Regions from separate parts of the Mus musculus genome. Here all the other regions are linked to region 1. Evidence: chromatin loops called from intact Hi-C (ENCODE). Cell type or tissue: left cerebral cortex. All regions are shown on one strand. Region 1 has its middle 77 kb from the start of Tmem260. Region 2 holds the start of Tmem260 (transmembrane protein 260). Region 3 has its middle 51 kb from the start of Naa30. Region 4 has its middle 25 kb from the start of Tmem260.

The links. A loop is a pair of places that touch in the nucleus more often than their neighbours do. Peaks named below come from ENCODE experiments on the same cell type or tissue, not always from the same donor. Only the 100,000 strongest peaks of a DNase experiment are listed, where the experiment ranks them.
Region 2: a loop joins it to region 1, with 6 times the contacts of the local background. A loop is called at or near these places in 12 of 42 quality-filtered maps.
Region 3: a loop joins it to region 1, with 9 times the contacts of the local background. A loop is called at or near these places in 24 of 42 quality-filtered maps.
Region 4: a loop joins it to region 1, with 2.3 times the contacts of the local background. A loop is called at or near these places in 7 of 42 quality-filtered maps.

What each region holds. Positions count from the first base shown.
Region 1 is chr14:48,365,593-48,373,592 of GRCm38, forward strand. No RefSeq gene overlaps it. Among named protein-coding and RNA genes, the nearest start is that of Tmem260, 77 kb to the right of the region's middle. In left cerebral cortex, CTCF peaks have their summits at 1,701 (motif pointing left), 4,923 (motif pointing right) and 6,393; DNase peaks (open chromatin) are centred at 1,039, 1,255, 1,697, 4,928 and 2 more places.
Region 2 is chr14:48,441,927-48,449,926 of GRCm38, forward strand. It overlaps Tmem260 (transmembrane protein 260), which reads left to right and starts at 4,426. Exons shown (of 16, transcript NM_172600.4): 1 at 4,426-4,677. The coding sequence starts at 4,530. In left cerebral cortex, a CTCF peak has its summit at 4,129; DNase peaks (open chromatin) are centred at 4,214 and 4,406; H3K4me3 peaks cover 1,713 bases; H3K27ac peaks cover 1,229 bases.
Region 3 is chr14:49,116,910-49,124,909 of GRCm38, forward strand. No RefSeq gene overlaps it. Among named protein-coding and RNA genes, the nearest start is that of Naa30, 51 kb to the right of the region's middle. RefSeq lists an enhancer at 4,231-5,724. In left cerebral cortex, a CTCF peak has its summit at 1,645 (motif pointing left); DNase peaks (open chromatin) are centred at 1,657 and 3,917.
Region 4 is chr14:48,417,181-48,425,180 of GRCm38, forward strand. No RefSeq gene overlaps it. Among named protein-coding and RNA genes, the nearest start is that of Tmem260, 25 kb to the right of the region's middle. In left cerebral cortex, no CTCF peak of the experiment used is centred here; DNase peaks (open chromatin) are centred at 4,450, 5,081, 5,913 and 7,777; H3K27ac peaks cover 2,078 bases.

The DNA of each region.
Region 1 (8,000 bases):
TCAGCTTCCAAACGCTGACACCATTGCATACACTAGCAAGATTTTGCTGAAAGGACCCAGATATAGCTGTCTCTTGTGAGACTATGCTGGGGCCTAGCAAACAGAGAAGTGGATGATCACAGTCAGCTATTGGATGGGTCACACGGCCCCCAATGGAGGAGCTAGAGAAATTACCCAAGGAGCTAAAGGGAACTGCAACCCTATAGGTGGAACAACAATATGAACTAACCAGTACCCCGGAGCTCTTGTCTCTAGCTGCATATGTATCAAAAGATGGCCTAGTCGGCCATCACTGGAAAGAGAGGCCCATTGGACTTGCAAACTTTATATGCCCCAGTACAGGGGAACGCCAGGGCCAAAAAGGGGGAGTGGGTGGGTAGGGGATTGGGGGGGGTGGGTATGGGGACTTTTGGGATAGCATTGAAAATGTAAATGAGGAAAATACCTAAAAAAAAAAAGACTATTGCCCCTTTCCTTGTATGCTACTATAATAAAGTACCTTAAACTGGTAATTTATAAAGAAGAGAAATTCATTACTTACAGCTCTGGGGAGCAAGAGGTCTGAGATCAAGGTTTCAGAAAGTCCCAATTTTTCTGAAGAATTAGGCTTTACACTCAAGGCGGTTCCTGGTTGGCTGTGTCTTCACATAATGAGAGGAATTGGATGGAAAATATTCAGTCTCTCAAGCCCTTCTATAAAGGTACTGATCCTACCCACGTGATTGAGTCATCACTCAAAGCCATCACTATATATATGTGTGTGTATATATATATATATATATATATATATATATATATATATATATATATATATATATATATATCCCAACTTTGTATCTTTTTTTAAAGGAGATGCTATCTAACAGTCGATGCTCTGGTCCCCTGGCTTTTAAAATCTTTCTGTTCCCTCTACTAGGGCATTTCCTGAGTCTTAGCTGTAGCGCTCGTGCTGTAGATGTATCCACACTGGGGCTGCTCACCCCACAGACAATTACTCTCTGTACTTTGACCAGCTGTGACTTTCTGTAATGGTTTCTATCTGTTGCAAAAAGGCGTGTCTTTCACAGAAGTGAGAGATACACTTAGGTGTGGGTGTAAGGGTAAGTGCTTAGGACACAGAAGTTATACTGCCCGAGGGAAGCAGCAGTAGCTGGCTCTTAGGGTCTATGGCCTTAGCAGCAGTTGGCAGCTGGCTAGGTTGACAGTACCAGGTGTGAACTCCCTCACTGAGCCATAAGTCTAACTAGGTAGCTGTTGGTTACCTCCAGGATGTAAGCACCGCCACTGTGCCAAGTGAAAACAGAGCACAGGGTAGGTAGTGAGAACCTGGATGACAGTTACGGCACACAGATTTTCCTCCATTCATAATGTCTGCCTGAATAAAATATTTAGATACTAATGTAATTGACACAAGACAACAGTGGTTTGTTTTGTCTTGAGACAGCGTCTCACTAAGATGCCCAGAACAACCCTGAATCTGATCTCCAGCCCAAGTTGACCTCAACCTTGGCAATCCTCCTGCCTCAGCCTTCAGAGTGGCCAGGATTATGGGCATTGGGCCACTAGACCTGTCAGGATTCTTGTTGGCAATGTTTCATTCCCACTGCATCCCCGAAGTCCCTGGGAAAATGTTACTTAAGCCTCCGAGAATACTTGGGGAGGTACATCCGGAATTCCCATCTGTGCTGCGTTAGCGCCCTCTACTGGCTCAATTATTTTCACCGGCACAACAACAGTAAAGGCTTATAGCAGTAAATAACTAAAGAAACAAGGACTTGAAACTGGAACTCCTTAAAAAGACAACACTCTATTTTAAGTGAGATGGTGTGACCCAAAAATACCATCACAACCGTTTCTTCCTGGTGCACAGATAGCTCTTATTGTAAACCACAGATGTTCGTTTGGTTGCTCCGATGCCACGATATTATATCATTCTGGTCCTATAATAACAATCACACTTCTGCCCCCCCCCCCAAGACAAACGTCAATGGCCAATTTGGACTGATTTAAAAAATACTGTCCAAACATCATCTAGACAAACAAAAGCATGCTGTTGTTTGGACAAGCAAGGAAACTATCTAGGGCAAGGAGAAATTCCAGGCTTCAGATACTGTCTCTTCACAAAGGAGAATGTATAGTTAGACTAAAAATATCTTTGTATCTGATCATCACAGGGTGGTGGGAACCTCTTCCATGTGCAGGGTTTGAAGAGTTTTGCATATTCACTAGTCTGGGTAGACACTACTGACTGTCTGGGTTTGAGGTATCTCTAATAGGCTGTGGCTTCAGCAAAAAGCAACAAGACTGCAGAGCGCACGCAGCACAGCATGGTGTACCCAGACACGAACTTAGTTCTCCGTCTCACACGTTCTAACACCATGTAATTTCATTCTCAAAAGACGGAGTTACTGCCAGTCAGCCTGGGACCCTCTGAATCATCATCAGGTCCTGTGTTAGCCACAGGACCTGTTTTACAATCTTGTGGTTCATGCTTTCCATAGGTTTCTTTTCAGAAAAATGCCTAGACTTCATTTGCTTTCTGTGTTCATTTCTGATAGCCAAAAGTGGGATATTACCCAAGAACCTTCTCGAAGGCTGTGAGGATCCCCACTGTCTACTGGAAGAGGGTCTTTCCTGATGCAGCAGTGTCCTCAGATCTTCCAGTTTCACAGTCAGACCCTCTGCTGGCCCCATTTCCCTACCCTTTCCCCCCCCCACTGTCTTAATACCATAGCACATTAGCTAAAGTTTTATATGTACAGGTTGCTCAACTATATATGATATTTAACGACATTTGCTCCAGCTATAGTCCTGTGTCCTTAACAATGCAAATGAGGAGATCCAAGACTGGGGCCATTGCCCTGGTAACCCAGAGCGTGGAACCGAAGAACGGAGGACTTTAAGGGAAGACAGAAAGACTTGTGTGCACATCTCTGCTGTCACTAAATGACCTTGGGCAAGTCACTTGCCCTATTCATGTCTTAGTCACAGAAAACGGGTCCAGTAACAGGATGCAAGTTGGTTGCAAGCATGGAGTGTGGTTGAAACACTGGACCACAGGAAGCACTTTCTAAAAGGTAGCTACATAAACCCCACCGTCATTGTCACTGATCCCACGCCACCATCCTCAGCCCCAAGTCTCCTTCAAATCTACAAGGCTGCGCCCTCTTCTTCTCAGAAGCATTGATATTTGCTTTGCACCTAATGTCTGGGTAGAAAAAAAAAGAAGAAGACAAATTTCTCTTTAAAAGGCGTTCCCTGGATCAATTTCATTGTCCTCTTCATGCCTCCAAACTCTTCCCACAATTTCCATGGATTCCAGAGCCCTGGAACCTAAGCCTTCTATTCTGCCTCTGCCAGGGGCCAATTGTAGGATATTTGGTCTCTTAGAACCTTAGGATTTGGGGAGGGGGGGGTCTGGGGACTGGAAAATAGAAACTTCACAAAACGGTTCAAAGAACTGATATAAGGATTCGGTGCCCCTCAGAGCAGACCCCCCCCCCTGTATTTCCTTTCATACTTGCTGGGGTAGTTCTGCCCCCTTGTCTCTGAGGTGTCCCCTATTTTGTTTGTGAAAGAAAGGGATTAGACCACTTTAACACTAGTGTCCCACGACACTTTACAATGTTTGGTGCGAGTCCCCACAAGACAGAATTAGAAAAAGAACAATTCAAAGATAGTTCCAACACCCTTGCTTCTTAGACACTAACTTCTTTTTCCTGGCTGACTTTCTCATGCTATACTCTGGAACTCTGTCTTTCTAATTCCTTGTGGTGAGTTCCATGTCTGTCTTTTCTCTCTTGCAACAAGCGTGTTTCTTTTTATTTGCCCATTGTTACTACATAACCTATTCTTCAAAAAGTTATTCTGTATCTTGTGTCCTAACCTTGAAGGCCATGACCTGATCTGTTTCCCAAACCTACTCTCAGCCAGCCTTACCCACCTCAGTCAATCTCCCCCATTTCCTTCCATTCAGTGAATAATTAAAAATTGAGCATTGAGGGCTGGAGAAATGGCTTCCATCTCCTCTGGTTCCCAGCATCCACATGGTGGCTCATAACCACCTGTAACTGCAGCCCCAGAGGATCCGACGCCATCCTCTGGCCTCCTTGAACACATGCAGTGTGCATACATACACGCATACACTCATAACACATAAAGCAAAAATAAAGCGTTTTGAAATTTTGAGCTTTATTCTTGAGTCCTTCTTTCCCTTTATCATCAACATCCAAGCATTCAGCAGATCTTGTTGTTCACCTCCAGAATATATCCATGTGTGTCAGCTTTCTCTACGGCTACCTGTGCTGTGCTGGATCAAGCTGCCACCATTTCCAACGCAGAATTGCTATAGTAAACCCATCTCCGCTCCCTTCCCATACCGCTTCTTTTCCACTTGGTACCCAGAGTAAGCTTTAAAGAATGTCAGTCAATCTGTGTGTTTTCCTTGTCCAATTTTATTCAATCTACTTTGATGTTCTGAGGCTATGGATAAAACCATCCCCTGGCCTTTCCACCTTCAATGGAGAGCCCCAGCCACTCTGAACATTGTGCTAATCAGATACCCCAAACCCACGCCTACTTGGAGATTCTTACTCAGCCTCCTTCTTTGGTCTGGAATGTTAGCCTCCAGCTCTCGGGTTAAATGTCACCTGATCAGGGACAACACTGCACACAGCACAACAGCGAATGTCATCTTAGCCCTGGTCCACGACTGTGTTCAATTTTAATAATTGCTTTCTGAGATCTCTCATATTTGATTTTCAGCCTACTCTATTGGAGTTAGGATCCTGGCTTATTTTCCTTGGTGGTGCCATTGCAGAGCCTAGGACTATACATGGCATAGAATAAGCTGTTCAATAAACAATTGCATGAACACAATCAAATCAACCCACATTGGCATAACAACACTATTACCATTTCCTACCACTAGAGGGCAACCAATCACCTAATTAGAATGACTAAATCTGTCCTTTCATACGTGCCTCCCAACTCAAGTTGATTTTAATCACTAACAGGGCAGATATCTTTTTTTTTTTAATGCTTTCAGAAAATAATAAAGGCCTTAGGTTTTCAAAACAGCCACTAGGGATAAGTCCAGGAGACAGTTTATTCCAGAATAACCAATGGAGATACTTTAAGTAAGTTTCTTATTTAATGGTGTTATTCAAGTTCGTTTGTTTGCTCATTTGTTTCATTCTGTAGAATGACATGCTGACTCTTGTGGTGTGGGATTTTCCAGGAGTTCGGATGAAATGTGTGTAGTAGATTGAGAACGGCTGAGGACGAATGAGTTCTGAGGACGAGAAGAGAAGCCCCTGCTCTGCGTTTGGCTGGAAGTGTTCTGTGCCATACAGCCATGCCTGCTAGGACAGCTTCAGATATAACTCAAGTTATTGCATGGAGGGAAGTTCTCCATGAGTGTGTTTTGTGTTTTTGACATGTGCTCTGTGATGTACCGAAGACACCAGAAAAGTTCTATCTTTTCTGTCCTGCCTTCTTACCATATTGGCTCTCAGTGTTTCATGTTGTTTTGTTCAGTTGTTTATTTTGTGGTATTTCTAGAAAATCATGTTCAAGGTCAAGAGACAGGAGGAAAGGGGAAGCCAGTGCCAGCCACTTCTCTCTTTCATCAGTAGAGGAGAAACCTTCCTGCTAAAGACCATTCGGCCACTGTTAGCTTTAAGGGACACTCAGAAAATGTCTGCTTAACAGCAAGAGAATCATCATGATGGATAGAAAGGCCAGGACTCATTGCCAAGTGCAGTCTGTTTGTTACAAACTATAACAGAACAGGTTTCCATTCAGTCCAAGGAAGGGAGCTCTTAACAGTATCTGCTTCAACCCTCTGCTGTTTCTTGGGAGCCCTGGAACTAGTGATTCTCAGCTGGCTTACAATGGAAATGGCACCAGCTCCAGCACTCTGCAGATGTGACACCTGGACGCCTGTCCCTAGCTTCTTCTGAGTCAAGTTCTCCTACACACACACACACACACACACACACACACACACACACACACACGAGAGAGAGAGACAGAGACAGAGACAGAGAGACAGAGAGAGACAGAGACAGAGAGAGACAGAGATTGACAGAGAGAGACAGAGATTGACAAAGAGAGACAGAGAGAGACAGAGACAGTGACAGAGAGAATCATAGATTCCTGCCTAGCCTTAAGCTTTGACTAAAGTGATCCTCACTAAGCCATTCTTGGCCAGCTCCATGTCGCGGGCATGTCTGTTGGGCCACCCCTGTTCTCACAGACAAGTCCACTCTGGCACACATCATGCTGCTCTGTAGCTGTTTGGGTTTTGTCTTTGTTCACCACAAGAGTGAGCATGGAGCCTGGCACATAATGTGGATTAACAGCTGTGAATGAAGCCGGTGAGAACTGCAGAGCTGGGCTACACACTGTAGGTGGTGCTGGACCGAGCACAGAGAACATGCAGTGTTGGTGCTAGAGAGTACAGCTTTCAGAGAAGTGCTTGGCTTATAGCCACCTTTTACATGGTGTGGACGATAAAGCTCTATTGGAAGATAGATAATAGATTGAAAATATGCTCTCCCATTCTCTGGGGGAAGCCTCCCCCACCCCATGAACTACCATGTCCTATCTGTGACTTATACTTTAGCTTCCTATATAAGGAACCATTGCTCAACCCAAGGCCACAGTTACCTCCGTGTTTTCTCTTCAGACTGTATAGTTTTAGCTTTTACATGCGTGTCCTGATCCCTCTGATTGACTTCTGTATGTCAGTGTGCAGCAGAGGTACAACCCCAGTCTTTGGCATATTTATGTCATGTTGAAAACAGTCTTTCCTCGTATACCTGTCAGAAATCAGCTGGAGGTCACAGATGTAAGAATATGATGATCTGCTCGCAGGCTCTGTTCTTGGTGCCATTCTATTAGTCTTGTCTTAGTCAGAAAACAGACCTAAGGGAGAAATCACACACAGAGAGAAGGGGAGTAAGGAGGGGGGAGAATTAACATATATAAACGGGATTGGCTTGCAAAATTGTAGTAAAGTCAAAATTGTCTGGAAGGACAGACGACAGCCCTAACGCAGATGTCAAGCTACTGTTAACAGGAAGAATTTCTTCCTCTTCAAGGGAGCTTTGAGTCTCCCTTCGGATGACTGATTCAAGCCCTCCGATAGCCTATGGTGCTCGTCTTTGCTTTAATTCAATTGGTCATACACTTTAATGACATCTACAAAACAAATCCATAACACCGCTTAGGTTAGTGTCTGACAATATCAGAAGTCTCGCCAGGGTGGCATATAAAACTGACCGCCACGATCTATAAGCCTGTGCTCACACCTGCACCACAGTCTCCATTTAATTACCAAAGCTCTGTGATCAATTTGCCGTTGGGAAGTCTACATTGTCTAACTGTGTTCTTACTTTTTTATTTTTATTTGTGAGTTTGTTGGGTACCTGTAGAGGCCGCAGGAGGACACTTGATCCCCTGGATCTGAGATCACAGGCAGTTGTGAGCTGCCTGATGTGGGTGCTGGGAACTTAATTTAGGTCCTAGGCAAGAACAGCAGAGTTCTTAGCCCCAGAGCCATCTCTCCAGCCCATGGTCTTCTTATTAGAGATTATCTTGTCTCTGCTGAGTTCCTTGTATTTCCATATGAACTTTAGAATTAGCTTGTCAGTTTCTGCACCCACAATCATTTTTATATTGAAGTAAATTGGCAACTTTGAAATCTAATGCATGTGATCTCAGAGAGTGGACCAAGTAGACCACTTGGTCTTGGCAGGAGAGAAAAGTTTTTCTTTACCATGACAAAGCACATGGCCAAGATGCCCGTGAGGCAGGTGTGCGTGAAACATTGGTGTGAGGTCAGTTTTATGTGACATGGTGACTTCATAGATGATAACACAAAGAAACAAAGACAAGAGCTTTAAGAGCATCCATGCATCTGTCTGACCAGAAGACCAAGACATGATGAAATGCTCATACACTAGGGAGAGCTTAGCACAGCCTTCTTGCCAGAA
Region 2 (8,000 bases), 76 kb after region 1:
GCAGACTGGATGGCTTTACTCTTGGATGAATGGCACAGTAGTGGGAGCCTAGGGAGGTGTTGTGGTTGTTGATGTTGTTGCTGGTGCTGTTGTTTGGTTTGGTTTTGGCCTTATTTTTCCCTGATTGATTGCTAGAGGGGCTGGCAACTCACAGATCCCAACGGACATAGATAAAAGCAAGCAAACAAGAAGTACGAACCAACAGAAGGCTACTCTGTTTAACTCCATTTAACAAATGAATCAAGAAAGTAAAGAAGAAGAAAAAAAAAGACACATGGTTTTACTGTGACCTAAATCACAGCAAAAGCTGTGACAAGGACTGAGTGGGGTATCAACTTAGACCTTTGTCATCTCCAGGGGCCCCAATATAACCACCAGGATGGTACCAAAGTAGGTAATAAATGATGCTCTTAGTTTCAATGGCATCACTGGAGAACACTTCCTAGACGTCTGTCTCTACACAGCAGTAATGGAGTGTCTCTCTACCTCCCTGACAGATGGAATCAGAGGGGCCTAGAGGGCCAGAATTTTTATTACCATCTCACAAAAAGAGAGCCACTTGCTTCACCCACAATGTGGTGCCAGTAGATGCCACAGGAAAACAGGAGAGGCATTTCCACCCCTCCCAGCTAGACAGGGAGCAAGAGAGACCTAGTGGGAAGAGGGACAGTCAACAGGAATAAGCATCAGAAACTCCCTTGGGTTTTAATAGTTTATTCAAGTGCCAGGAGTGTGGGCGTCCATGGAGGGCAGTGAGAAAGCTTCCTGGAGCTGGACTTAGAGGCAGTTGAGAACTGCCTGGTGTGGGCACTGGACATCCACCTCAGGTCCTCTATGGCAGTGGTGAGTGCTCCTGACTGCTGAGGCACCTCTCCAGAATCCCCAGCCCTAAGCATTTTGAATAAAGGATAGTTGCTTTGAAGTGATTTTCCCACCAACCTGATGTTGTTTCTAACTCATGTTCCATGGTCTCTATGATGGCTATTGGATATGACAACTTGGCTTTCCCAACATTCCCTATCATTTCAGTTGAACAGCAAGTTTTTAACTCAAACCCAAGTCTAGCCTGCATTTCGTGACGTCCTTGCCTGTGTGTTCTACACCTGTTTAGTCAACTCCCAGAGTCTCATTGGATAATGACTTGAAAAAAAAAAACAAAAAACCTCACAGTATGTATGTCCTCTGATTTGCACACTTCTCTGTTTTGTAGTTTTTATTGTCGTACCTTCAAGGACAGTGAGATGTTGTAGAACATGAACAATAATATTCCTTCTGTATCTTATAGTCTACCCCAGAATCAAGCTCATCTGTCGTGTGCAAGCCAAAGTGTTCTCTAGTCCTCTTCTCTCTCTAACTTCAACCCTCTTCTGTTTCCCTTGGCTCCATCCCTAATATACTCATCTTTTTCAGATACTCCTTTAAACTACAAGAGAAAACAAAATGAACCTTGTCTGGCACACTTCTTTACACTTCTTACAAATACATTCTATTGTCAATCAGCTATTTCTTAACTCACTGGCACCTGGTTTTCATATCTACCACTACTGAAACTGAACTTTTTTTTTTTTTAAAGATTTATTTATTTATCATATGTAAGTACACTGTAGCTGTCTTCAGACACTCCAGAAGAGGGCGTCAGATCTTGTTACAGATGGTTGTGAGCCACCATGTGGTTGCTGGGATTTGAACTTCAGACCTTCGGAAGAGCAGTCGGGTGCTCTTACCCACTGAGCCATCACACCAGCCCGAAACTGAACTTTTAACCATCCAAGGTTCAAAACTGCACAGGTCATCAAATCTAATTATGAAGGGCATGGTGTAGTTAGCTCCCAGCGTGTATTCTCCACTTACTCATTGTAGGAGAACCTTGAATGTGGTGGTTTGAATGAGAATGGTCTACATAATTCAAATTTTTGAATGCTTGATTCCCTATTGGTGAATTGCTTGAAGTATTAGGAGGTGTGTCCTTGGTGGAGGAGGTGTGTCCTTTCTGGGGGAGGTGTGTCCTTGCTGGAGGGGGTGTGTCCTTGCTAGGGGAGGTGTGTCCTTGCTGGAGGAGGTGTGTCCTTGCTGGGGGAGGTGTGTCCTTGCTGGGGGAGGTGTGTCCTTGATGGGGGAGGTGTTCCACTGGGAATGGGCTCTGTGTGAGGTTTCAAAAGCCCATATCAGGTCCAGCGGCTCACTCTCTCTGCCTGCCTGTGGATAAGAATGCAAAACTCTCAGCCACTTCTCCAGTGCCTGCTTGCGTGCAACCATGCTCCCCAACACGATAATAAATGACAAACTCTTTGAAACCACTAGCAAGCTCCTAAATAAATGCCTTTTTTTGTAAGAGTTGCCTTGGTCACAGTGTGTCTTCCTGGCAATGCAATAGTGACTTAGACCCTGAGTCTGGGAAGGGGAGTCAGTGGGCAAGCTGCTTGCTAGGTGTCTTAGTCAGGGTTTCTATTCCTGCACAAACATCATGACCAAGAAGCAAGTTGGGGAGGAAAGGGTTTATTCAGCTTACATTTCCATACTGCTGTTTATCACCAAGGAAGTCAGGACTGGAACTCAAGCAGGTCAGAAAGCTGGAGCTGATGCAGAGGCCATGGAGGGATGTTCCTTACTGGCTTGCTTCCCCTGGCTTGCTCAGCCTGCTCTCTTGTAGAATCCAAGACTACCAGCCCAGAGATGGTCCCACCCACAAGGGGCCTTTCCCCCTTGATCACTAATTGAGAAAATGCCTTACAGTTGGATCTCATGGAGGCATTTCCTCAACTGAAGCTCCTTTTTCTGTGATAACTCCAGCTGTGTCAAGTTGACACAAAACTAGCCAGTACACTAGGCAAAAGTGAGGTACTGTGTTTGGATCTCCAGAACTCGTAGAAAATCAAGTCATGCTGTTGGCACCTGTAACTCCAGAACTGGCTGGGAGACAGTTGGATTCTATGGGCTCCAGCTAATCAATTTATCAAAAAACAAACAAACAAACAAACAAACAAAACAAAGAACCCAAATGAAACAAAACCAAGTCAAAAACAAAAAACAAAAACACCACCACCACTAACAACAACAACAACAAAAAAACCCAAGGTGGGCAGCTATAGTTGAAGACATCCAAAATTGACCTCTGGTCTCTACATGTACAGACTTGGACAACTCCCCTCCCCACCACACACACACATTGTCACATATGAACACACATACATACAAGATAATCCTGGACAAGCTGTCTAGTTGAAAGGTGTATTTCTCATGATCTCTTGCTACCAAGAAAAGCATTTTCCTCAATGGACGTCAATGGAGAACTTGCTACCATGTCTCCCAGCCATGAAAATCTCTCCCAAATAAACTGCTTCTTCTATAAGTTTCACTGGTCATAGTGTTTTCTCATGCAATAAGGAAAGTACACTGCCCAACCCCTGTGTCCCAGGAGCTCAGATGATAAAGCATTTTATAAACACCAGGAAAAGACTAAGATAGGTGGGCACAATTACTGCCTATCAACTTCACAGCCTGGACACAGTGTTCCTGTCAGACTGCAAATAGCACATTTGTGAATGTTGCCCATTTCCCGTGTATTCTGACACAGATTCTAAGGAGGTTGCCCGCTCCCTTCCCAGACTGAATAATTGCTAAAATAATGCAAACTGCAAGCTTAAAATGTTTACTAGCCTAGCCTGCATGAGGCCCTAGATTCAATTCTCAGCAGTGTGCTGTGTATTGTCTAGTAGCTCCCATCTCTTTCTACATTCCATTTGCATTATTTATGTGGGCTCTTGATTTCATTTTCCACTTTTAGAGCAAAAAAAACAAAAAAACAAAAATCATTCTTCTTCATTTAAGTAGGAGACACTCTTATCATGAAGAGTTAATTTTGTTAACTCAAGTATTTCAACTCACCTACTGAGTTCTCATGTTAAAAAAAGGCTAATTAGCACATTTTAATATCTTAAAATTAGTGAATTAATAATTAGCATATGGATTTACATTAATTTTAATGAGGCAAGGCTCTATAAATACATAGCCGCGATCAATGAGTCCACTGAAAAATATAATAGCAATTAATGTATTTGTGGCTTACTACATGGTTGGAACCCTTCCTTGTTGGGTTTCTAGGGGGCTCTCTTATGCAGTTCCACCCCACGCCACAGGGGGCAGAGCAGCGCTTTCTGGCTCACCGTTATCCACGCCACTTCCGTCTCTTTTGGAACGGACCAAGTCAGTGCGGAAAGGGGGAGAGAGACTGCATAGTGCGAGTAGGCCTGGCCCATGATTGATGTCGTTGGGAATTATGCTCCCTTGTGATTCGTTACTTCAAAGCACACTGACGCAGACACAGTACCACGCGCAGTGACCCCCAGAAGACTCCTAAGCCGTGCCGGAGTGCGCCCGCCATCTCCTCCTCCCCGACCTGGCGGGCGAAGGTATGGTGCGCTCGGCCCTGCTAGACCGGAAGCCGGCGCGGGCTGTGCGCGCCTCTCGGCCAGGGAAGGTCCGCACCGCTGCGAGGGGTCACGGTCCGCGAGCTGCGCGCGTCCGGGCCCATGGGTCTCCATGGCGACGGCGGGAGCCCGGCAGCCGGAGCGGGGCCGTGGCGCTCCGGGGCCCTCCGCGGCAGCGTGGCCGTGTTCGCCTCCGTGGCTGCCGTGTTCACCCTCACGCTGCCCCGCTCGCTGCCTGGGGGAGACTCGGGTAAAGTACTCGCAGGCCGCCCTCCTCCCCGCCCCCCTGCCTCCGGGTGCCGCCGCCTCGGTGTCCCGGCCCCGCGTCCCCTCGCTGGAGCTCCGTGCACGGTTCTGAATTCCAGAACCAGTTCTCTTTCCGGTTCTGGATCTTGGTCTCTGTGTTCTCGAGCTGCTCAGCCGATGAAATTTAACCACTGTCCACTTTGCCCGGATCGTTGTTACCTGTATCACCTGTCGTGCCCTTACAGTGTCACAGACAAAAAAAGATTGACAGTAGTTAACAAATAGCATGGAGCGTTCTACTGTGTTTAGAGACGACACAACGGGTTATTAAATAAACTACATTTTAAGTAGTGGTGAGTTACGGAGGCACTAAGGGAGAATGTGGTTGGAGTGGTAATGAGTAGATTCCTCAGAAGGTCAGGAAAGGCTACCTTGGAGGTGTATTAGTTAGAACCTGAATATTAAGGAACCAGCCATGCAGAAAATTTAGAGGGGAACTCATAAAAGGGAATGCAACTGAAAGCACCCCTCTTCCTGTGAAAATGAAAGACAGGTTTCACACAGATTAAGCTAGGGCATACTTTTCACATATCTGAGTCTAGAAACAAGTCCCTGGTTTGGTTTGGTTTTTACAGCCAGATAAAGTGATCAATAATTTCTCATAATAATCAGCCGTGTTTTCAGAATGGTTCTGTAATGGAACAGTCAAACCGTTTCCTGAAGAGCCCATGAGCTGTTTATAATTTCACTACCTGACAAGTTCACCCGGATTTGGTGGCTGCAGGGGGGAGCATTTATCATCTGTCTGTGGATCAGTATCTCTAGGTGCAGTTTAGCCGGATTCACTAACACAAGACAAGGTGGGGGCCAGGGTTGCAACTTCTCAGGACCCTGTTTAGGGAGTATCTACTTCCAAACTTAAGTCTAGCCCTATATCCCATGTGGCTCTCTTCATAAAATAGCTGATTCCTGTCAAAAGCAAGAGAGCATTCTGTCACCTCTGTCATTTTTGAGACCTAATCCTGGAAGTGATATGCCACTGCCCTGTTTTATTGGAGAGAGTCGGTAAATCTAGACCAGTTCAAAGGGGAGAGGATTACACGGCAAGAAAGCCCTGAGATGGGGATTACCAGGACTGTCTTCAAGATTGCCTGCCACGGAGAGAAGCCTCCATCTCCATTTTCAGGTCATCTCTTCCCGGTTCCACTGAACACTTAGTGGGGGTGGTGTTTCATTAGCATAGCTGGGAATGGAGTTACCAATTTCCTAAGATTAATGTTAAAAAATGAAGGAGTTTTAGGGTAGCAAGGGATTTGATAAAGGAGAGTTTAGAGGTTACATAGCTCTGTACCCATTAAAAAGTATCAAACAATTTATTTGAGCCACAAATACAGGATAAGAAGAATAACATTGCATTTACTGTACAGCACTCATTGTTCCAAGTGCCTTTTATGGAGTTTTACCCTCCCAGCTGTCCTAGAAGGTAGGTAATATATCTTTGTAGATGAGAAAAGGCTAACCTACATGCAAAGTCACAGTGAGTGAGGGTCTTCTGAGAAGGACTTACAGATTGATGCTGGAACAGTCTTCTTAATGCGTATGCGAAAGAGTTTGGTGGCATTGTTAAATTATCCATCCATCACACATAGTGAAAATAAATTTGAAGTTGTTGCCTTTTTAAATTCTGTATTTCATGTGTTACCAAAAGAATAAAGTTGTGTGTTATCTGATTTACCAGACTTCTGATATGTTCTGCTTTGTTTACTGTATGCTAAGTAGCGCTTGCTTCTGATATTTCATGGTCATTTTCAGGAACCATCAGTGAGTTCTTTGCAACTATGTGCCAGTGTGGACATTTTGTTTAAGGTTACTTTCGACCATATTGTTTCTGTGATGTACTTGAATACTTATGAATATATATTCTGTCAATAAACAGAATACATCTCAAAACCAAATAAAATATGCATTTTTTTCTGATAAGTGTTAAGTTTTCCTCTATAGATATATATCACATTGTGGGGCACTGCCAAAATTATTTTTTGCACTAGTAGACATTCATATTCATGAACAATTCTCATGATCCTTGAAAGAACTAACTTACAGATGGGTTTATATGTATTAAGTATAGTTATTCTAATGGATGATATATGGCCATATTAAACATATGCACACTTGAAGCATCTACAGACAGCTCTGGGCTTGCTTCTAATTTGCATTTGGGACAACAAAGTTGTGTGTCTTCAAACCCGAATATACCTCAGAACTGCCCCACAGGTTTGAGTGGTAATGTTAGAAGATCTTCAGGAAGTTCTGTTCTGATACTCGCAGCCCTTTAACTTAACTGAGGAAAGCCCACCAAACTCAGGAGGCCATGAGTTTATGTTAGTATTTCTGTTACCTTCTTTTTTTTTCATATTCACTTTAAGAACTTTCCCTTTGCTCTTGACCAGGAAGACACAGATTTGGAACAGTAGCATATTTTTGTTTAGATTGAACATTGCCAAGAATTGATGGACTTTGCAGAAAGTACAGGTGTGTGTGTGTGTGTGTGTGTGTGTGTGTGTGTGTGTGTGTGTGTGTGTGTGTAAAAGCAGTTAGGGAAGGGTGTCAAAATTAAAGTGTAGTTTGAATACATTCTGAATGGAAGAGAATGGAGACCTTGAACTTATGATATGCTTGGTCTCTCAGATAAGAGCAAAAACTTGAGCAAAGTCATGGAGTAAAATTGTAGGATCGCTGCCTCTCAGTAATTATGCAAGGAACAGTTTTGAGCATTTTTAGACTATAAGCAATTCCTCTGAAAGATGTTCAGGACACAAAAAGTTCTCCAGTTTCTGAGGTGCCAATGTCAGTAATTGGTTTACATAAGCAGCATGTGTCTGATTGACCTTAGGGGGTTTGTAAGTGGTAATGATGGCCATGTGGTATGCCATCACCACCCTCCAATCGCAGAGCATTTGTGTTTGATTCTTTGTGGGTGCTCAAAGAGACTGCTGGTGTTTTCTTGGTGGGATCCTGAAATGGATATAATGATGTTTTTAAACTTAGTGAGAGAGAAATGAAAACAGCCAGCTGGAATATAATCCCATATAGGAAAGTGCTAAATAGTTGAACAGGTTCTGTGGAAGAGAAGATAATAATGCCGGGGCTGGAGCTGTGTGAGGAAAGGTGTTACTCAGAAGTGGTAGATGAATTGGACCTTGAAAGATTTAGGGAAGAAAATTACAAAATATTTCAGGGTGAGAAGATGAGAGATGGTGTATGTGTATGTGTGTGTGCGTGCGTGCGTGCGTGCGTGCGTGCATGCGTGTGTGTGTGTTTGTGTGT
Region 3 (8,000 bases), 750 kb after region 1:
TGAAACAGACCTGGTCTCAAATATCCTCGCTACAATGTAAACTATCTTTAAAATAACTGTAGAATAAAAGAATGTTGTAAAATACATTTAGAGTTACATATATATGTATGTATGTATATATAATATATTGCATACCTAATATATATTACACACACATACACCACAATACTCTTAGAAATAGTAGGTAACCATACATAAGCTACCTAAAATGTTAAACACATATTCCAAGAGACAGAGTCAGTGATATTAAACACCTTAGTATCAGGGACCCCATCAACATATGTAAAATAATTAACAGTTTTAGTCTATTATTAAGAAGATCAAGTCTTTCAGTGTGCAAACAGGCACTGTCATTTTTAATCTTAAAAATATATTTGTACCTTTAGTATTGGCTAATAGTAGAACTCAAAAAGAAGTTAAACTCACATGATATTTATGCTATATAAATATGAACTCAAAGTTAATTTTATCTTTTTTTCTCAAAAAAATACATTTAATCTGTACATAAAAATATGGGACTCAACTCAACTCATGTGGTCTTAAATTTATGATGGGATGTAAAAATTTTAGTGAGGGAGGAAAAATAAAATATTATTATGTTTAAATTAAGTTTGTAATTCAAAGGAGTCATTCAGTGGGGCTTCCAAATTCTACTTGTAACACTAGAAAGTCTTGCACACAAATCCTTGTTTTACAGGTTTTTGCCTGGCAATCTAACACTCCTTAGGAATGAACCAAAGAGAGATTGAGTGTATCAGGACTCCACCCAATCCCCAAGGAGTCAGCATCTCATCTATAAAGGTTAAACCCTTCTTTGCATTTCTCTCCTCTGCAGCAGGCAGCTCAGCTGCCACAAGCAAAACAGGCAATGCTTTTCTTTGCTAGTTCATTTGGAAAAGTTGCTCAGCTAACTGAGAAATATTTAATGAATTTTGCTTGTATTAAAATAAAGGTGATTGCTTTGTGGCAATGATGTACGCAGTTGAGAAAGTTATTACATTAATGTATTGTCTTTTCATGTAAATACATTAAATACTAATACTTTTGCCAAAATGTATTAGCAAGGAATATAATATGGTTCATGGCTCACGTGGTAACTGAAAAGAATTAACTGTATAAGTAATCAGGAGAAACAAAGTAAAAGTTCCTCTTAGCCTTGTCAATAAATATGGAATTAAAATTATTCAGGCTCGAAAATGCAAATAGAATGCATCTCTCCCAGCTAAAAAGGAAAATAAATAAATTTTCCAGGCAGAATTTATATATTCAATTTCTCTAAAAGTCCCAGATTAATTCCAGAACCAACCTCATCAAAATTCACTTCATATTTTTCAAAATTATCAAATATGTCCTTGTTTTTAAAACAATGAAATTATTATTCATGTTCCTGAAAAAGATTGCTTCCTAGTCAGAATACATTTTGAGGAAAGTTATGTTAATCAGAGCAGAAAAAAAAAATAATATAGCACTTCAGTGTATTAAATGTGAGATGAAATTCGTAGTGAACTTAAGAGCAAATAACCACTATCCATTTAAACAGATTAAATCTTGGGAAAGGGTAAAGCTTAGAAAGAATTCAATAAAAAATAATTAAATTAAAAAGCAAAACAAAACAACGGACTTTGTGTTAGACAACAGCGCCCCCTACTGGGATTTCGAGGCTGCCTGGACAAGCAGAAAAGGATTGGTGGTGTGGATCCAGGAAAGGGAATCCATAAGAACTTTTAGATCGCTGCTAGACACCAACCAGGGAGCTCAAGGATGCAGTGATGGAAACATTCCTTTCCTCTGTGTCATTATAAAAGCCAGCTTCACCGCCTGGCAGTTTTAATATTCTTTACTATAAGCGTGCAATGCATTGATTCAGCTTTGATATTTTATTTTATTTACCTTTTGAGGCTGGACTGTTGGCAAACTTGCTAGGTACCTGAGGATGGCTTTGACCTTCTGATCCTCCTGCATCCATATCTAAGGTGCTAGGATTACAGGAGTGTACTACAGCGCCTGCCTGGGTTGGCAGGGGGCGGGGGGTGGGGGGGGGAAGACTGGGAATTGAACTTGGAGTATCTCTTTAGTCAGTGTAAATACACGATAGATGCATGACATAAGGAAACGATACCTGGTTATGCAATTATCTAGATCAGACTTCTGTTAACAAACAAGGTACTGCAGAGGGTGCTTCATACAACAATCATACATGATGATATTCATAGCTTTAAATACACATATTCACATGTCTTACACGCATGAGGCTGACAGGCAAGCTGTGGCTCACAATGAAACCTTGCAGCCTTGAAGCTTACATAAGATGAAAATCTCTTTCTCTGCGCTAATTAGCTCCCCACCAAGTGCAGGTTTATGACTTCAGTTGTTACTGTTTAAGTGCACAAACACTCTTCACCCTCACAAGAAAAGATATTAATACTTTGGAACTTATAAAAGGTGAAGATTTTGATAAACAGGTTGTCCATTAAAACACTTAAAATCCATATAAAAGCCAAGTTGTATTTTAGATGCAATAATCCAAAAAAATTAAATAGCTAATAAATTGGCTGATATCCACTACTAAAAGAAGCCCAGGTCAAGCTAACTTGCTAAGTGTTCATAAATATCTCTGAGCAGAAAGCACACTAATAAGGAAATACACTGAAAGAAAATGTTGCATTTTGCATTATGCTGTGTTTAAGTATGGTTCCCCATAGACTCATGTGTCTGAACAAGTCTATGGGGGCCAGGGAGTAGAATGTGATGATGGTTTGTATATTCTTAGACCAGGGAGCGGCACCATTTGGAGGTGTGGCCTTGTTGGAATAGGTGTGACCTGGTTGGAGTAGGTGTGTCACTGTGGGTGTGGGCTCAAGACCCTCACCCTAGTTGCCTGGAAATCAGTCTTCCACTAGGCAGTCTTTGGATGAAGTCATAGAACTCTCAGCTCTGCCTGCGCCATGACAGCCTAGATGCTGCCATGCTCCCACCTTGATGATAATGGACTAAACCTCTGAACCTGTAAATCAGCCCCAATTAAATGCTTTTTTTCTAAGACTTGCCTTGGTCATGGTGTCTGTTCACAGCAGTAAAACCCTGACTAATACAATCATGTTCCATAAACTTTATGCTATATATATATATATTTTTTTCCCTGTGAAAGACATAAGAAAGAATAAAAAGTTTCCTTGTGAGTCCCTGGTAGAAGGCTAACCCTGCCTGCCATCCACCTGAATCCCACACCTGTAGTAGTTGAACAACAACCACAATGGACAAGTTAATAAAGGATAATGTCACTCACAATCCCTAGGATTTTGCCTTTGTGTTGGATAGCTACAATGTATCAAGAATGGCTCTAGGTGCTTAACGGAGTGTAACAAAATAATCTGAGCTTTTTCTCCCTGGTAATCTTACTTGGAACAGAGTTAACTGAAGTCAATGCTGACATCTGGAATCTAATAAGCTGCCTCAGCAAAAGCAAGACTGAAGAGCTGCTTCAAAGAGTTGATAGACAGGATCGGGCAGCTTTTTCATTGGCTGCTTTGTCCTTTTGAGTGTGTGTGTGTGTTGCTTCTGCTGCTGTTTTGTTTGTGGACCATGAACTTCATAATTGTGAAGTTTTCATCTACTATCAATTTGTGGGAAGAATTTTCAAAATTACATCTCTGGAGTTTTCTTTAGTGGATGACAGGAAGTCTTACAGAGGTGGTGACAACGTTTCAGTTGATGGTCTAAACAGACTGTCCCTTTGGTTCACAATAGATTCCTCTTATCATCTGGCTTACACATATTTGGCCCTTCATTTATAGTAAATTCCTAGAGTTCGAGGGGCCCAGTTTTGCCGTGTTACCATAGCAGCACAGTAGTGATACAAACATAGAGCTCCTCTCCTCTGCCACATACATGCCCTCTCCTGCTTCTCCCACTCACCACTGTCCCCTCCATCTGTTTGGGCTTGTTTCATTTTGTTTTTCCTTTCCTGCATGCTTTATTTCCACTCTCAAAAAAGATGTAGGCCACAAAAAAAGCATATGAGTAACTAAACAAAATATTCTAAACCCTGAAGTGTGGCTTGTTTCTCTGTCACACTCTTCTTAGTCAACCCTAGTGAGGAACAGCAATGTTTTTGCTGGAAAATGCATCATTTTAATGCTTTTGCATGCAAATAGTTTTGGTTTGAGTGACACAGGAGGGATTGAATAAGTGGGAGCAATAAATAGTTTTGGGGTGAGCATTCTGACTCCTCCCTCACCTCTCTCATCCCAGGAAATCCACATTGGTTATAGCACCTGGAGAGAAATGACACCACATGGAGACTGTCACAGATAAACATTTACACCTGAGGGAGTCGGGGACCTGGACAGCTTGCTTTCTGTACCAAGGGAGCACAGTTGGCCATCCTCCACAAACATCTGTGGGTTCCTGCCTTTGCTGTGTCTCTCTTCTTCCTAAGAATTCTGATGTCAATCAGCAATGTGCCCTATTACTGGAAGCCATGTTCTTTAGAAGAGGTTAGCTCAACTTTGTAACATAAACATAAGCTGTTTCCATGGCCTCCTTCCTTCCTTCCTTCCTTCCTTCCTTCCTTCCTTCCTTCCTTCCTTCCTTCCTTCCTTCCTTCCTTCCTTCCTTCCTTCTGCTTGGCTTAGGCATGTGTGTGTGTGTGTGTGTGTGTGTGTGTGTGTGTGTGTGTGTGTGTGTGTGTGTGCTGTGGTGTATGTCTAAGAGGAATCTGCTAGTGGCTTCCAGGTGATTGAGAGGCACATCAATATGGCCTCATCGTGGGTGGTCCAGGGATGACTTTCAGAATGAACACCGCGTATCACACAGCAGAAAAGAAAACATACTCCAGCCAGGTAACATTAAACAAAGAGTACAAAGAAAGCTGTTTTCAGCCACTAGATGTTGTGGTGTCTGGAAGTTCTAACTGGAAGGACGGCAGCCAAAGCACAGCCGAAGGGTAGCAGGCCATGATATAAAGTCAGCCAGCCCTGCCGTGACTTTCCCAGGGTCGTTTTTTATTATGTGAGAAAATATCCTTCATTATTGTTTGAGGCACCGCCTTGGCGATTTCCGTTTCTTGCAGCTGAAAGCAGCTCTGACCGGGTTTAATGGTTTCCAGTGGTTGGAAACTGCATGCTCCTTCAGAAAGGACTCAGCTAATCAGAGATTTGGAAGCAGCCGAGGAGGGTGTGCTACAAAACATTTAGTAAATAGAAAACAGGAGGAAACTATTATCCCGATAGTCCACAGTAATCATGGTGATAATTTGGGTTTTACAGTCTTTTAAAAACGTACTATATGTAACTACATATATTTTTGCATACAGGTAATCACACTGTATGTTAAACCTTGGCTGCTACTTTGTACAAATACAATCTCTGTACACAATGTAAGACCCAGCTACCCGGGAATTCAAGATAGGAAAACTAAATTAGGCAGTTTGGAGAAGAAATACAGACTGAATCGAAAGCACAAAGGTAGTGCCTAGGAAGGCAGACTGTGATTCTGGGTTCTTTGAACTCACCCGCTTCTTGTGGGATAGGCAGCTCAATGCTGGGAGTCATTTTTCCGGCCTTTTGTGGTCGTTTTGACTTTTGAATTTTTGCTTCTTGGTCTTCCAGATTTCAATGAACGGTGAACCAAGCTAGAGGACCTGTCAGCAGATGCAGAGAACAGAACCTTTTAGGACAGGGGCCGAGAATGAAAAACCAGTAAAGCAGGAGAGTGTGGGAGAACCTTCTCGAACTCACTGTAGAGGCCACACTGACCTCAAACTCATAGCCATCCTCTTGCCTCAAGCCTCCTGTGTGCTGGGATTATTGGTGAGATAGTCACAGCTGGCTTTTGTTCTCTCCTCCCCACCTTCTATCTCCCCCACTTCTGTCTCCTCCCCCTCGTCTGTCTCCTCCCACTCCGCTTCTGCCTCCTCCCCCTCTTCTGTCTTCTCCTACTCCGCTTCTTTCTCCTCCCACTCTTTTTCCCCATCCATTCTGGAAGTCAGTCGTGGGTCAGCACTGTCACATTAGGCAGAAGGTCTCCAGAAGGAAGAGTGTGCAGAGTCTCTTCATGATGATCTCTCCCTTCTCAGCTCTTCTTTCAGCACTGGAAATGAAATCCAGAGCCTCTCCAATGCTTCATTAGCATACAAGGTTGGAGGTTTTTTTTTTTATTTTAAAGCCAGAGGAGTCAGGTTTTTGGAAGCAGTAGAGTATTTAGGGAATCTTGGACATGGTTTTCGAGGGTAAATCTAATTTTGTGAGTGAATGGATATAAAGTAGGGGATTGCCTCCAAGTTACATACGAAGAATTATATGAAGAAGAGGATGCAAAGGGGGAGGGGGAGGGGGAAGAGGAGAAAACCAGTAGATTGAAGACTTTGAGAATGGAAGTGACATTGAGAATGTGGTCAAAGAGAACCAGACAAAACTGTGTTCTGTGCCTATAAAGGCTGATATGAGAAAACCAACATGCACCAGAGGATTTGGAGACCCAAATAAGTAATATTTAGGAGTTTCAATAGAAAAATAAAAATAACTTGACATAGGAAGGACCTTGAAAAATCTAAACAGTTCTAAGAAAAAGAAAGAAAGAAAGAAAGAAAGAAAGAAAGAAAGAAAGAAAGAAAGAAAGGATGTTAACTAATGTCAACCCCCAAGATATAACAAAATGGCTTCAAGCACATTTTAGTGACAATGTTCATGAAGTAAGTATAAAGATTCCTGGAAGGAACCCAATGTTCTCAGCAGAGAAATAGAGCTGTTAAAAACACCAGCAAAATACAGTGGTTCGTTCTGTAATCCTAGCACTCTGGAAGTAGAGGAATTCCAGGTCACCACAGGCTATATAGTAAGTTTGAAGTCAACCTGGGCTACATGAGACTGTCTCAAAAACAAAACAAAGTTAAGTGAACCTGTAATACCAGCGCTAAGGGGGCTGGGACGGGAGGGTTGAGCTCAAGGCTAACTTGGATTACCTAGCAAGACCCTGTCTCAAACTGGGGAAAAATTATTGAAATAGATCAATAGCACGATTAAGATGGCGGAGAAAAGAGTTGACAAACTTGAATAAGCATTAGTAGAATGATCCTGTTGGAAGAACAGCTCCAGGTGCTTGCTGAGCTCAGTGCACGTTATTGGAGTCCTGAAGAAGGAGGTGGGGGAAGATTGGTGCAGACCTTTTATTGTATAATGTATGAGGAATGCCCACATTGTAAGATGTGCACATACAGTCAAGAAGCCCCATGTATGGTAAACAGAAGAAATCCAAAGACATCTTGGCCAGGCAGAATGAAAGTAGTGAAACCAAACGATGGAAATGGCATGACTAGACCACGCAGGCGCAAAGCTTGCAGTAGTGGCTAACTGCTACTGCCTCAACACAGGCGGCAAAGAGATGGGCCTGGCAGACGCTTCCAGTGCTGGGAAAGGAATCCTCCCGCATGTCAGGCAAGTGCTCTACCCATTGTGGGCAGAATCATGTTTTTATGTAGCGCAGGGCATAGTTGTTTTCTGTCCTGTGGCTTCTGGCCTCGACCAGCTGGTGTTCCTCCACTTTGCTAGTTCAATATCCCCAGCCACTTTAGAAAGAGCAAAGATGTGAAGCCATGAGAAGATGCCAAGCTTTAGATCATGGATAATCAAGTCTGGTGTTTAAATTCTGTCTGTCTCCTGCTCGCTCGCTCCCCCGCCCCTTTCTCCACACCCGTGTGCCCCCCCCCCCCGTCTCTTTCTCAGTGTCTCTGTCTGTCTGTCTGTTTCTTCCTCCCTTCTTTCCCGTTCTGTCATTTTTTGGTGGGGAAAAATGCCCTCATAACTAGGAAACATGGAGTGCCTGATAAGACCTAGGGATGTAGCTCAGCAGTAAAGAGCTTACCAAGCATGCTTGAGACCCTGCGGTTGATCCTAGCACTGTGTAAACAGGGCACTGTGACAGGTGGCTGTAACCACAGCACTGGGGAAGTGATGGCCGCAGGATCAGACACTCAAGGCCATCCTCAATTGGTATTAAATTCC
Region 4 (8,000 bases), 52 kb after region 1:
TCAGCTCCAGCACCAGCAAGACCTGTGATCTCAGCTGCTTATTCTCCAAAGACACTTGATGCTGTTTAGACACTTCAGCTTTATTACCAGTGTAATGAGAACACTGGGCAGGACTCCGTTCCCAGGAATAGTCTTAGTGTGCACTGCTCAGAGCAGCTGCATCAGAAGGGCAGCCTGACCCTTTGCATTGTGCACATTTCCATGGGCCGACATTTCAGGGTTAGGTATGTAGCTCAGTGGCAGAGCCTTTTGCTTAACACGTGCAAAGCCCTAGCTTTGCTCCTTGTCTGTAGACACCGACAACAACAACAATAACAACAAAGAGAGTTGCATCTGAATAATATTCAGAAAAGGCAAAGGATCTGATTCCTCTAGTTGCCTCCCAAACTCTCAGGCCAGGACCGGGGAGTAATGCTCTACATGGAGGGCAATGGAAGGCCCTGCCGGTTAGAATGCTTCTCTCCATGTAGGACAGTCACGCATGTCCTCAGTTAACCCTGAATCCCGAGAAAGCTGTCAGCACCTCTGTATTGGTTTCATTTAGCCCACTCTCTGGAGGGCCTCTGGACTTTACTCAGACCTAGCTATCCCCCAGTTCCCTGCCCCTCAGAGTATAATTCACCTCTGAATGTACCTTGTGCACGGGCTAGGCTCCAGCCTGGCTCTTCACACCCTTGATCTGGGCCCAGGAGTATAGGAGCTTAGCCGCCCCTGGGATTGAGCAGTTCTCCATAATGCTGTCGCAATTCCGACATCCCTAAAGTGCTCGTCCACCTTTTTCTGCTTGAGAAAAAAACTTACTTTTTCAGGTAGCCACTCAAAACAAATCCCACAGTAAATACAGGCAGCTGATCTCTCCCTCTCCCTCCCCTCCTCTCCCTCCCCGCCCCCTCTCTTGTGTGTGTGTGTGTGTGTGTGTGTCTGTCTGTGTGTTCCAAGGTTTCTTTTCCAACATCGTGATACTTTACTTTTAAAAAAAAACGTTGCTTTTAATTTTATTTATGGCGATTCTGCGAGTCTGTGCGTGAGTGCTTGCAGAGCCTAGAAGAAGGTGTCAGGTTGTGAGCCACCTGATGTGCGTGATAGGAGCTGAACTCTCGTCCTCTAGAAGAACAGCAAACACTCTTAACTGCTGAGCCATCTCTCCAGCCCCACAGAGATGCAATCCTTAGACATCTTTTCCTGTCCTTTCCCAAAGATCCCGAGTGTTCTTTCTGTACCAGTATATTTTGTACCACTCCTACCAACTGCCAAGTAGACTCTAATCTCCCACAGTAATTAGCCCTAACCAATATTTAAGTGCTTAATTTTTTTCAAGTTGTTTGTTTTGCACATGACACTAATTTATGGTTAGGTTATAGTGACGGCAGCCACCATCATTTAAATTTCTAAGAAGTGTGTAAGCTTCTAGGGACCTTATTTTGGGGAGAAGGGGCAAGCCTTAAGGTGTTGTTTATTTATTATTATTATCATCATCATCATCATCATCATCATCATCATCATCACTTTAAAACGATCCCAGGATTCTTCTTTCCATGCTTAACTTCATTCTGGGGTCTTTAGGAATAATCAGCAGCGAGCCTGTGTGCGTAAAACAGCCCTGAGCTATTCTTTAAGTTAATTATCACTTCTTTTGGTGCTGTGAATGGCTGTTCAGTGACACTGTCAGCAAGTGGAAGGAACCAAATTACTTTAATTATGGAGTAATTGCACAGAGTGATGGTAATTAAATCTTGATCAGTTTAAGTGAGTGAATTAATTGCTCTAACTTGGAATGCACACCACCACAAGAGGAGTTGTTTTGTTGTTTAATTAACACCATCCACTGAAGTCTTATCATATCGGAAATGTAGACAATTAATGAGCCCGATATTACTCTCACCTTCACAGGAACTAGAGCCGATCGCCCTGGCAATGGCGGTGTGCTTGGTACGCCTGTCACTTGTGTAGACAAACTGGTTGTAATCTCTACTTTGCCTCCTGGAGAGATGTTCAGGTAGAAATATTTCCATCTATTAGCTTCTGGCCCCATTTCATTTCAATATTCTCTGACCTATGCACACAAGATACATTTCCAAATTGTTTAATGTTTTAAACTCTACAGCCTCAATTTTACTGTGACTCTGAGCATGTGTTCCCTTTGCATTTGGGAAGGTTCGGTGCTTACACAGACAGACTAAGGGGCTTCATAAAATGTGTTCAGTTTTCAGTCATCATTTATTGAAGTAGCTTTTCTGTCTATCTATTGCTCATTTTTAGTGCTGTGAATTACTTTGTGCTTTTAAAGCACATAGAATCCTTCCTGGACCTAGATCACCAATGTTTGTCTTTTACTATGAAAACTTTTGAAAATTGCCAGTGCCCAAGCCCTGTGCAAAATTTAAGGGGTTGGGGCTGAGAAGAAGCACAGACATGTTTTAAATTCCTTAGATGAGTCTAGGTGGAGAACAGCTTATCTAGAAAGGTCCAATTTAAAAAAAAATGTTGAGGTAGAACTACTCCTAGTTTTCTGAGAAAACGTCAAAATGATTTCCAAAGTGGTTGTACAAGTTTGCACTCCCACCAGCAATGGAGGAGGGTTCCCCTTGCTCCACATCCTCGCCAGCATCTGCTGTCTCTTGAACTTTTGACCTTAGCCATTCTGATGGGTGTAAGGTGGTAATCTCAGGGTAATTTTGATTTGTATTTCCCTGATGACTAAGGACTTTGAACAGTTCTTTAAGGCTTCTCAGAAGCCATTTGAGACTCCTCTGTTGAGAATTTTCTGGTTGGTTCTGTACCCCATTTTTAATTGGGTTATTGGGGTGGTTGGTGTCTACCTTATTGAGTTCTTTATAAATTTTGGATGTTAGCACTCTGTCAAATGTAGGGTTGGTGAAGATCCTTTCCAAATCTGTGGGCTGCTGATGTGTCTTATTGACAGTGTCCTTTGACTAGCAGAGATGGCTAGATGGCCATGAAAATGAATGGAAATATTCAAGTGATCAGGGTGAGATGGTGCAGGCAGGGCATCTCCAGGATAAGACAGAGGCCTGGAATAAGGGAGGCACCCAAGAATCAATGGGGGTGACCTTAGCTATGAATCACTACATCGGGGCTATGGGACCTGAAGAGGCCACCTCTTGTAGCCAGACAGGAATCCCAGTGGAGCAATAGAAGACACCAACCCACCCACAAAACTTTCAACCCAAAATTTATCCTGACTACAAGAAATGCAGGCAAGGGGGATGGAGCATAAACTGAGGGAATGCCCAACCAATAACTGACCCAACTTGAGACCCATCCCATGGGCAAGCACCAATCCCTGACATCATTAATGATACTCTGTTATGCTTGCAGATAGGAGCATGTTGTCCTCTGAGAGACCCTACCCAGCAGATGACCCAAACTGATACAGACACCCATAGCCAAACAGTGGCTGGGGCTTAGGGACGCTTATGGAAGAATAGGAGGAAGCTTTGTGCACAGGCTCCAGCTGGAGCTAATACAAGGCACAGGAGACTGCACTAAGACAACATGAACACGCTCTGAAGTCTTTTTTGTTTGTTTGGTTGGTTGGTTTGGTTTTGATTTTGGTTTTTTGGTTTTCTGAGACAGAGTTTCTCTGTATAGCCCTGGCTGTCCTGGAACTCACTCTGTAGACCAGGCTGGCCTCAAACTGAGAAATCTGCCTGCCTCTGCCTCCCTAGTGCTGGGATTAAAGGCGTGCACCATAGTTTTACTGTGTATGACCAGAGCATGCATTGTGAGAGATAGAAGTACATTGAAGAGAATAGGCCAATACCATTGATAAGCACTCCTAAGCTGGGTAGATAAATGTATTCAGCTTACTGCTGGACGAACCAGTGAAAGGCAGTTTGGTGTTCAGAGTAGTTTGGTGGCAGGGAGCTGGAGGGCAAGGCCAGGGCTGTTGTTGGGAGATCCTGGGGAGGTTTAAAGGAGTAGTTCCTTCTGGATAAGAACAATCAAGAACAGGAATGATTTTATAGTTGGAAATTCAGTAATTGTAATCGAGAAGCTAAGGGGATGAAGGCCAGGCTAGCTAGGCCAAGAGTACAGTTTCGAGTTTTGTTGTTGTTGTTGTTGTTGTTTATTTTGTTTTGTTAGAGAAAGGGGCTAGCCTAGTCATTTCTGTATGCAGAGCCTCTTCGGTTTTTTGCTCTTTTCTAATCTGGTCGAGGAGCGAAGGTACCTCTTCCTAGTCTGTGCACGTGGCTCATGCTCAGGAAGGAATAACACGAGCTAGCTGCCCACCATACTCTGCTTTCCCAGCGGACAAGGAAGGCGCTTGATCCCTTAAGTCACGTTAGGACTTAAATAGTGAAGACTCCTAAGGAATGGAATAACATAACAATGTTTCTATGGAAAGACTCCTTAGGAGGCTGTGTGGAGGATGGTTTTGAATATGACAAAGATGAATGCAGATGATTTAACAGGAACAGAGGAACACTCCCGGCAGTGGGAGTGTAAGGAATAAAAAGGGGAAGAGAGGGTGTGAGGGAAAGGAGGACAGGAAGCCCAGAATGGCAACGGTGGGGGATGGCAAGGAAGGGCTAGAGAGGAAAGGGGGGGAAGAGGGTAGAATGGAGACGACGGGAGGGAGGAGCAGGAAGGACAGTGGGGGGTGCAGGTGGGGGGAGGAGAGCATGAAGGAGAGAGCAGGAGGAGCAGGGTGGATGGGAGACGAAGAAATAAAATGATGGAGCACATAGTCGATCTCCACTTCGAGAAAGAATTTGACATTACAGACTTTCCCCGCCCCCCCCCATCCACCCTGAAAAGGGAAACTCTACTATTTAAAGTTCCTGCCTGGACACATACAACTGACTTGGGGCTTCTGAAGTGTGAAGTCCCCTTGTCCCAGCTCTGGGACCAGGCTGCAGCAGCCTTTCTCACTTCAGATGGGAAGGAAGGGCGTGCAGGGTCCAGGAGGCTGTGATTCAGAGCGGTCACGTCACACCGGGACAGAGACCGCAGGCTTTGACTTTCTTGGGGGAAGGGCTGTCTGTTGTCCCAGGGCTGTGAGTCACAGATAGCAAAGGACAGATGATGGAAAGTGACAGGAAACCCCCACTGAGCACAGTTCTCTGAGGCTAATGCACCCCAGTCAGGCAGCCTCTAAGGAAGTGTAAGTGGGCCATTCTGCTGCCAGAGAGCAGCAAAGCCCTGAAGATGAGGGGGGAGATAGGAGCTTCTTTCGGTGTGGGTAGGAAGCCACAGTAACTGAGCACAAAAGACAGCTGATCGGAGGACTTTTTGAAAGCTAAAGTGATGATTTTACTCCACTCTGGACTTTAATGTGTGTGCCTCTGTGTGTGCCTCTGTGTGTGTGTCTGTGTGTGTGTGTGTGTGTGCATGTCTGTCTGTGCTGGACACCACAGGAGGACATCACTTGAATAGGATCTCTCACCCCGTCTGGAGACCTTGGGTTTTTCAGCAAGCTTCAGAGATTGTCCTGCCTCCCCTACTTGGCTTCCCAACGGGCGGGGTTATAGGCACTTGCCACCATGCGTGGCTTTTTATATGGGTGCTGGATCTGAACTCAGTAAGGCTTAGCAAGGGCTTTTACCCTCTAAGAAATCTTCTCCAGACTCCTGAACTTTTTTTTTTTTTGATTTTTAATCCATGAAATGGTGATTCACTGGTCTGAAAAACAGATGCATAACAAAAACTCGTGTGGTAGAGGGAAGGGGAGATAGACTGAACGGTGGAACAGGGGCAGAAGATCAAGCAGGATTGCAGCTACTAATGATTATAAGGTTGACGCTGTAATCCTCTGGGGTGGGGAGAAGGCATGAAAAGATCTAAGTCTCTTTCCTTTTAGTCTCTTTGGGGGCTTGGGGTGGCCTCGAATAGCTTAATTTTAATCTGTGGCAGCACGGTTACATAAGTGGCTTGGAGCAGAGTGCTTCTTAGCATTTGCTTCTGTTCCATTTCCTGCAGATGCTCCGAGGAGCGCACTCACTGGTCTGATGCATTTCATAAGAATTCAGGCGACTTGTTTACCTAGTACGTCTATAGGGCTCCTCTGCAGATTACCAAAACACTCAGAAAATGAGGATTCTATTAGTTCATGACCTTGTGTTTTAGTGGGGTTGGGGGGAGTGGCTTTGAAATTCATAAAATGTGTTAATGTAGGGATAGAAATCTTTATCCCCCCATGTATGCTCAGTCCAATCAACAGGAAGGATTAGGTCCTAAATAATCTGACATTAGTATTAAAACAAACATTTACAAACATGTGTGCCCATTACTGGCTATTACATATGGAGCTTTAGTTCTTTATCCCCCAACCTTTTACTAGAAGGCATCACTGTATGTGACACTAGGTAGGGAATGCTAATTAAGACTTAGGTCACCTTTTCATTTAGTAGCAGAGGAAAAGCCGCAATAACCATTTGAGAAAGGCTAAGTGAATGGTGTGTCACACAACAGGGGGGCCTGAGGCTAGCTCTGCTTCTCATACTTTGCTAGTGACATGCTGAGGTGCTGAGGGCATCTGCGGCCCGGCCGGCCGAGTTCACAACTGAGCAATGCTGTATGTAGTTCAGCTCCCAGGCAGTTAAAAGCAACCTGGGAGCATCTGTGACTGTCCTTGAGTACTGGTTGCTTCTCCTGCTGCTGTGATCAGATGCCAGCAGAATCGACTTGAAGGGTTGTGTGGTATGCTGTGTGAAAGGCTCAGTCCATTGTGGTGGGGAAGTTGATGGCTTGGGTCTGAGGCAGCAGATATCTGCAGTCAGGAGGCAGAGAGCTATGAATGCCGGTACAGTTGTCTGTTTTAGTCAGTTGATGGCTCCAGCCCGTGACATAGTACCCCTCACTTCTGAGTAGTTCTTCCAGCTCAGTAGAAATGACTTCATTGACACACCCAAAGGTGTGCTTCCATCATGACTCAAGACTACAAACTGAATTGACAATCCATATTATCAATCCCACCTTGCTATGTTCTGAGAACTTGTTCCAGGACACACACCCTCCCCCCCCCCCATCACCTGAGCATCTCATTCCCACAGACACACACAGCAAAATCCTTGGGTGCTCAAATTTCTTCTATAAAATGGCAGTGTATTCAGCAGATGTGCACCACCCATATACCTTAAATAATAAACTGTGCCTCATGCATTGTAGAGGCAATGTAAATGGTTATTTTGTGTCACTAGAGAATAAAGACAAGAAGAAACTGCCTTTGTAATGCAGGTGGAAGGTTTCCTCGTTAATATATATTTTTAGTTCATAGTTGATTGACTCTAAGGATGTGGGGCCTGTGAATGCAGAGTGCAGACTGTAGACGATGTGTTTCCTCTTAATTCTTTTTGAAAGTAAACTTTTACTTATTAAAACCCATCTCTCTTGTGTTTTCATTCAATGGAATGCAGCTTTTATCCTAAGTCTCTCTGACTGTCTCACTTCTTGAGCCTTGACAGCAGCATCTCCAGTGGTTTCCTCCCTAGTGAAAACCATAATGACGTGGAAGTATAGTTCCCGCACTTGCTTTCATGAAGCTTGCCGTCTGCAATACTCCTTCCTTACAGGTTAAATGGCGGTAGGTTAAGAGCCTGACACTAAATTGACATTTTAACCATGATCTGTTTGCCCTCCCTGGTGCCAAATGAATGAAATCAGTTGCATGAGTGCTTCTGGCAGGCAGGGAATCATTCCTAGGTTGGATGTAGTCTGTTGATGTTTTAAAAGAGCACAGGCATTACGTTGGTTGGTGAGAGATGAGTAAGGCCAACAGCATGCTGCTAAACACACAGCTGTTGGGATGGAAAAGCTTGCTTGTTACTATGGCTGACTTAAAATTAGCAAGTTAACATCTTGAACTCAAAGCAGAAAAATTGCTCACCACTGATCTCCTCAGCCAGCGCATAGTCCCCCAGAGAAGTGGTGGGGAGCTGGGCAAGCGCAGAAGATTCATCTGCTTCAACAGGAAAGGGTGGTGTGACTTTAAATTCTTCCACGAAGTGAAGTATCACTTGCCTGTGTCTCCGTTAGGG